2 separate regions of the Homo sapiens genome follow, and region 2 is linked to region 1. A link is an interaction called in ENCODE POLR2A ChIA-PET data of the cell type or tissue named here. Cell type or tissue: HCT116. All regions are shown on one strand.

Region 1 (4,000 bases):
AAGCAACATTCAAAGTCAGAAGATAACAAAGCAATGTCTGCAAAGTTCTAAGGGAATTTAAGTGTTACCCAACAATATTAAGTCAAGCAAGGCAGTCATGGCACAGAAAGAGGGAGATGTTAGAGATTACAATTTGACTGAGGAACAGAAGGCGATCAAGGCCAACTATCCTCCAGTTAATAGGAATTATGAGTATTTGGATCATACAGCAGATGTCCAGTTACACACATGGGGAGATACTCTGGAGGAAGCATTTGAGCAATGTGCAATGGCCATATTTGGTTACATGATAGATACCAGGACTGTGGAGCCTCTCCAAACAATAGAAGTAGAAACCCAAGAAGTTTCTACTTTTCTTTTTCACTTTTTAGATGAGTGGCTTTATAAGTCCAATGCTGATGAATTCTTCATACCCTGGGAAGTGAAAGTACTTTGTATTGATCAAAGACATTTCCAATTACAATCAATTGGGTGGAGAGAAGAATTTTCATTGTCCAATCACCCTCAGGGAACCGAAGTCAAAGTTATAACATATTCAGCAATGCAGGTCTATAATAAAGAAAACCCAGAAGTTTTTGTGATCATTGACATTTAAGACCAAAAAAGAAAAGACTCCTAAGAAGAACTGGGTTTTTTTTTTTTCCTCTTCCTTTTGGGAAGACAATGTGAATTAAATTCTATAGTATCTTATGAAATACAGAAATTGTAGAACAAAAACTTATAACTTTATTTATTTACTTATTTTTCCTGAGACAGAGTATTGCTCTGTCCCCCAGGCTGGAGTGCAGTGGCACGATCTTGGCTCACTGCAGCCTCTGCCTTCCAGATTCAAGCGATTCCCATTACTCAGCCTCCCGAGTAGCTGGGACTACAGGCATGTGCTACCTCACGCCTGGCTAATTTTCGTATTTTTGGTAGAGATGGGGTTTCATCTTGTTGGCCAGGCTGGTCGCGAACTCCTGACCTCAAGTGATCCGCCCACCTTGGCCTCCCAAAGTGCTGGAATTATAGGTGTGAGCCACCACGACCAGCCAGAAATTTACAACTTGAACTGTGACTTTCCAAAATGGAAAATTAGGGCATGTCCTTGGTCTGTGTTCCCCAAATAGTCAATCTTTAAAGAATTCTTCAATTCCTACGGGGCAGTTATGGTCCTTCATTTGTTGATCATCTGCTGTGGCAGCAAGTGCCTCATGCCCTTCCATTGCAATGCAAGCCTTCCACCCTCCCCTCAGAACAGAATGCTGATGTCAGCAGCAGCCTGGTGCTAAATCCAATTTGGAAAAAAAAATAATTTGAGAAAATATATTTCCACACCCAGAAAAAAATATATAAAGTTAAGCAGAATGCCATTCAAATATAAAGATAGCAGGCAAATATTCTTAAACATGGAAGAACTTTAAGTTTACAACACATATAAGCCCCTTGTGGAAAAAGAATAACCATGAAATGCAGCCAATTAAGAACTGAGTCAAAAGAAAGAATCTGGAAATTAAGTTCCAACTAATAAAGTTGGGGAAAATGAAGAGTGAGTATTGAATTCACTTAAATAAAGAACAAATACTCAAGTACTATAAGAAATGTGATTATAAACATGAATGTTATAAATTTAGACAATATGAAAATTAAAATATAACTAAAAATTAGGAGGTGAGGGGAGAGAAAATAAAAGGAACATACAAGTGACTAATATCCTCAGCCTCCATAAGAGAGTGTGAATTGACATATGTAACATAAAAATCAACATCAGAGGAGGGCAGAGCACGATGGCAGAATAGAGGCCTATCCCGTTTGTCCACCCTGCTGCAACACCAAATTTTAACAACTATCTGCACATAGCAAAGCACCATCACTAGAACCAAAAATCAGGTGAGCGATCACAGTACTTGTTTTTAACTTCATATCATGGAAAGAGGCATTGAGGGGGGCAGGAGAGACAGACTTGAATCACTGATGCCACCTCTGCCCCATCGCCCAGCAGTGGCCATGCACTGCAGACAGAAACTGCACTTTGGGGAAGGAGAGCTCAACGACTGGAGAACTTTACATTGGTCTCAGTGCTGCCCTGTCAGAGCAAAGAATAAAGCTATGCTGGGCTCCTTCCATAGAGGGAGCATGAGGACCAGCCCTAGCCAGAGGGGAATGACATATCCCAGGGGACAGAACATGAGTTTCTTGGCAAGCCTCGCCACGCAGGCTAAAGTACACTGGGTTCCTAGATAAACTTGAAAGGAAGTCTAGGACACAAGGACGGCAATTTCTAGGCTCCTCCTAGTGCTGGGTTGGGCTCAGGGCCAGTGAACTAGGGTGGCACATGACCTAGAGACACACCAGCTTGCGTGGCTAAGGAAGTGCTTGCATTAGCCGTGCCCTAACCCCAGGGAGTGAAGCTCATAGCAATGAAAGTTACTCCTTGCTTCTGCTTAATGAGAGGAGAGCAAAGAGTAAAGAGGACTTTGACTTGCATTTTGGATACCAGCTCAGCCACAGTAGGATAGGGCACCAGGCAGAGTCATGAGGCCCCGTTCCAGGCCTTAGCTCTCAGATGATATTTCATTTCTAGACACAACCTGGACCAAAAGTGAACCCAGTGCCTTGAAGGTAAGGATCCAGTCCTGGTAGGATTCATCACCTGCAGATTAAAGAACTCTTGGGCCCTGAATAACCAGCAGTGATAACGAAGGGAATATACCATGTGTCTTGGGCTTTGAGACTTACTAGCTTCAGGGGTGACCCAGCATATTCCCAGCTATGGTGCCTACAGTGAAATACTACTAATGTTTCAGAAAAGCAGAGGGAAAAATAAAGGGAACTTTGTCTTGCATCCTATGTACCAGCTCGGCTACATGGGGGTAGAGCAATAAGCTGGCTCTTGGGGTCCCAAAGTCCAGGCTTAGGCTCTTGGACAGCATTTCCAGATGTGCTTTGGGACAGAGGGGAGCTCACTGACCTAAAGAGCGAGTCTCAGGCCTGGCAGCATTCATCACAAGCTGACAGAAGAGCCCCTAGGCTCTCAGTAAACATCAGTGGTGGCCTGAAGGAATCCCCTGTGGACCGGTGGTGGGGGTGGCCACAGGGAAAGGCAGCTCTGCCTGTGGAAAGTGAAGAGTAGGAAAGACTTTGTATTGTGGTTTGAGTGCAGGCATAATGACAGTAGAATAGAATATCAGGAAAATTGCTAAGCTGTTTAACTCCAGTCCCTGGCTCCCAGACAGCACTTTGGACATTCCCGGAGCCTGTGGGAACTCACGGCCCTGAAGGGAAGAAACTGGGGCAAGACCTAGTGCTGTGCAGGTTTCAGGTCTAACCCAGTGCAGCCCTAGTGGTGGTGGCCACAGACTTACTTGCATCACCACACCCCCAGTTGCAGGTGGCTCAGCAAAGAGAGACAGACCCTGTTTGTATGGGAGAAAGGGAAAAGAACAAGAGCCTCTGGCTGGTAATCCAGATAATTCTTCCACATCTTATCTAAGACCACCAAAATGGTACCTCTACGAGTCAGCAAAAAACACAGCCTTATTGGGGTTGGGGTCCAAGTCCTTTCAAATACCTGGAAAGCCTTCCCAAGGACAACAGTCACAAACAAGCCCAGACTGTGAAGACTACAATAAATACCTAACTCTTCAATGCTCATACACTGAAGAACATTAGCAAGTATAAACATCATCCATGAAAACATGACCTCACCAATGAACTAAATAAGGCACCAGGAACCAATTCTGACGAAACAGAGACATATGACAACTAAGATAGTTAATTCAAAATAGCTGTTTTGAGGCAACTCAAAGAAATTCAAGATAACACAGAGAAGAAATTCAGAATTTTATCAGATAAATTTAACAAAAGGATTAAATTTTTTTTTTAAATCAAGCAGAATGAGTAGGGAGGTGGAGTTTACAGTGAGTTGATATCCCACCACTGCACTGCAGCCTGGGTGATAGAGCCAGACCCTGTCTCAAAAAATAAAATAAAATAAATTTAAATATATGTATATATATAC
Region 2 (4,000 bases), 380 kb before region 1:
CACTCTGTTGCTCAGGCTGGATTGCCATGGTACAATCATGGCTCACTGCAGCCTTGACCTCCTGGGCTCAAGCAATCCTCCCACCTCCCACAGCACCCAATAGCTGGAATTATAGGTGTACACCACCACACCCAAACAATTTTTAAATTTGTTGTGGAGATGGGGCCTCACTTTGTTGCCCAGGCTGCTCTTGAACCCCTGGACTCAAGTGATCCTCCTGCCGTGGCCTTCCAAAATGCTGGGATTACACGTGTAAGCCACTGCGCCTGGCCCCATTTATTTTAATGATATTCAGAAAGTTTTATAAATTAAATGTGTGTATTTATTTTAATAGTGCTAAGTAACAAAGCGATATATTCTCATTTCAAGAATATCAAATACCTACCATACTTAGAATATCACAGGCCATGTTTAATAAATGCCAAATCTAATACAGAATATATATTATATATAAGTCTATATAATGTATAATATAAAAACAAATTAAGGTGTGATGTGTGGAAGACTATCAGTTAAGGCTTAATTTTCTCATAATTAACTACTTAGGATTGTGGTAAAGAAAAGGAAGTCAAACTTAAAGCAAAAGTTTTAACGGTCTTTAGCAAAAGTTGATCATAAAAAATAAATATTAAAAACTTATCTGTGGCCGGGTGCGGTGGCTCATGCCTGTAATCCCAGCACTGTGGGGGGCCAAGGCTGGCAGATCATGAGGTCAGGAGTTCGAGACCAGCCTGGCTAATATGGTAAAACCCGTCTCTACTAAAAATACAAAAATTAGCCGGGCATGGTGGTGCATGCCTGTAATCCCAGCTATCCAGGAGACTGAGGCAGGAAAATCACTTGAACCTGGGAGGCGGAGGTTGCAGTGAGCCAAGATTACACCATTGCACTCCAGCCTGGCAACAATGTGAGACTCTGTCTCAAAAAAAAAAAAAAAAAAAAAAAAAAAAAACACTTATTTGTTATGATGCTTCTTCAAAAAGTTAAACTTGGAATTATCACATAATCCAGAAATTCCATTTCTGGGTGTATATCCAAAAGAATTGAAAGCAGGCATTTGAACAGATGGTGTACATCCATACTCTTGGCCACATTGTTCATAATAGCCAAAAGATGGAAACAACCCAAAATGCCCATTGATATATAAATGGATAAACAAAATGTGGTATATATATATACACAATGGAATATTACTCAGCCTAAAGAGAAAGGAAATTGTGATACATTCTATAGCATGGACAAATCTTGAAGATATTACGCTAAGTAAAATAAGCTAGACATAAAAAGACAAATGTTGCAGCATTCCACTTCTATGAGGTATTCAGGGTAGTCAAATTTATAGAGATAAAAAGTAGCATTGTAATTGTACAGGGACTGGGGAGGAAGGAATGAGGAGTTATTGTTTAATGCTTAGAGAGTTTCAGTTTGGGAAGATGAAACATTTCTAGAGATGGATGGTGGTGATGGCTGTACAAGAATGTCAATGTTCTTGATGCCACTGAACTGTAAACTCAAAAATGGTAAAAATGGCCAGGGGCAGTGGCTCAGGTCTGTAATCCCAGCACTTTGGGAGGCCAAGGGAGGCGGATCACTTGAGTTCAGGAGTTTGAGACCAGCCTGGGCAACATGGTGAGACCCCATCTCTACTAAAAATACAAAAATTAGCCAGGCGTGGTGGCAGGCACCTGTAATTCCAGCTACTCAGGAGGCTGAGGCAGGAGAATCACTTGAACCCAGGAGGCGGAGGTTGTAATGAGCTGAGCTTGCGCAACTGCACTCCAGCCTGGGTGAAAGAGCGAGACTCTGTCTCAAAAAAAAAAAAAAAACAAAGGTAAAAATGTTCAATTTTATGTTATATATATTTATCACAATAAACAATTTTATTTGAAATTATAATGTGTTAGTTTAGGTGAAAGAAAAAATATAATTGAGCTTACACCTATATTCAAATATATATCTAATGTCTACATGGAGTATTCCCACTTTGAAATATCCTACCAAGTCAATTTAACATTTATTTTTCCATTGTCTGATCACATATGCTGAACTCAGAGTAAGAAAAGATGGTCAAAGACAAACATAAGTCTTCTAACTCTCTGCTGTACAATGCTGTAGCCTCTAGTCATCTGTGCCTATTTAAATTTATATTAATTAAAATTAAGCATTTAGTTCCTTAGTCACACTAGCCACATTTCAATGTACAATAACTACATATGGTTCATGGTTTATTAGACAGTGCAGATAGAGAACATTTCCAGCACTGCAGAAAATTCTAGACAGTGTTCTTCTAGATTAACGCACAGTAAACTTCCTTAAACAATCATTGGTGTGTAAGTGGGGACAGTGGTCAATCCAGAATAAAAATAAAAAGCCAAGCACATAGAGTGACTCATAGAGGAAATAACTAGCTGATTGAGTGTACTACTTGTTAACTAGCCATGACAAACAGATATAGGCCAAGTGACATTTTTAATCATGAAAACATTGCGTAACCTTTAATGAAAAGTAGAGCTACTTATGTCATCTTGGACATACCAAGAGACAAGTCTTTTAAGTAATAGGATCTTGCATTGAGAGAAACAGTGTTAAGCATATTTTCACAGCAACTCTATAGAACATTACAGAATTTCAAAATTAGAAATACGGAGATTGCATATAGTGACACAAAAAATATATACTGGCATAGTAAGTACAACCAATTTATGCTGGTACAAAAAACAATATGCTGGTATATTAAATACAACCAATCTCTTTTTAAGAAATTATAAAATCAGTTCTACAGTGAGAATTCAGTTATATATCAGCTATGTAGAGATATGGATAATTACTACAGGATAACAGGAGAAAACAAAAATAGCTGGTATATTTGTTGAAGAATTATGGGCATTTAACAGAATAAAGTATTACGTTCAAATATTGCCAAAATGAACAAAAAAAAGAAAGTAAATAGGCCTATGCTATTTTATCCCAACAATAAAACTATGCAGTGTTTTGTAACACTACCTGTATGTTGCTCTCACCTCAATACCTTTATGGAATCCTATGTATATTCTGTGTCATACAGTCAATTGATGTTCTGATCAAATAAAATACCCCCAGAAGGAGTATTTTCAAAAAACTGAACAACTGGAAGAGTCTTTAAGAGTTTATGTGACCCAATTCTCTGCTACCACAGTTTTTAAAACTGAAACATAGCAATTTAAAACTTGGGCAATTTAATGCAAGTGTACATCTAGTACACAGTGCTTTTGTGTGCATGCTAACTTATCTAGCACATAAGCCAGGTGATAATATGCCAATTTATTTAAATATGTACTTACATACCTTCCGCATGATCAGATCTTAGTAGAACTATAAAAGAATGCATCAAGTGCTAGGGAAAAATGGCAAATCTCACACATTACAAATAATGTTCCCTTCAAAGTGATATATAACTTGCCCCATGAATCAAAGCTCCTGGTTTCCTAAACGCAGTTGTGTTCTAAAATTGTACAGATTAAGGTTGTATCATTCAATTCTATAATTTTTCATATGAAGTATATTGGAATTAGAAGGATGCATAATTAGATTAGAAATACTAAAAAAAGTAAGGTCTTCTACAGACTTTTTGGTGAGTGCTGCATTTGCCAAAATCATGTTTTAAGTGTTTTACTTGAGAAAATAAATGACAAGAATAAAACAAGTTCAATAACATCTAACAACAATTTGATCACATAGGAAAGATTTGGACTTCAACCCCCCCATTAACTTCTATGTGGTTATATATGTTCTTAGGTATTACATATAAATATGTGTTTTATCACATTTCAATAAATTTATGCTCATAATCATATCTCTTTAATGAATTATTACTATTTTCCTACAAAAATCATGAGTAACCCCCAAAGTTATATAAAATTATAAATAAGATTATTTATACCTTAACAGGTTCAAATAGAAAAAGCCGTCATCTTATATTGGGTCAAACATTTTGTTGGAAGGAACCTCTGGGTTCAAGTTC

What was found. Peaks named below come from ENCODE experiments on the same cell type or tissue, not always from the same donor. Only the 100,000 strongest peaks of a DNase experiment are listed, where the experiment ranks them.
Region 2: POLR2A ChIA-PET joins it to region 1 with 5 read pairs; 2 of 35 experiments call an interaction of 5 or more read pairs at or near these places.

What each region holds. Positions count from the first base shown.
Region 1 is chr4:150,720,884-150,724,883 of GRCh38, forward strand. The region is part of intron 36 of LRBA (LPS responsive beige-like anchor protein); the gene reads right to left. It also overlaps the pseudogene ZBTB8OSP1. Among named protein-coding and RNA genes, the nearest start is that of MAB21L2, 140 kb to the left of the region's middle. RefSeq lists a silencer at 2,074-2,368. In HCT116, no CTCF peak of the experiment used is centred here; no DNase peak of the experiment used is centred here.
Region 2 is chr4:150,345,836-150,349,835 of GRCh38, forward strand. The region is part of intron 48 of LRBA (LPS responsive beige-like anchor protein); the gene reads right to left. Among named protein-coding and RNA genes, the nearest start is that of LRBA-AS1, 230 kb to the right of the region's middle. In HCT116, no CTCF peak of the experiment used is centred here; a DNase peak (open chromatin) is centred at 2,446.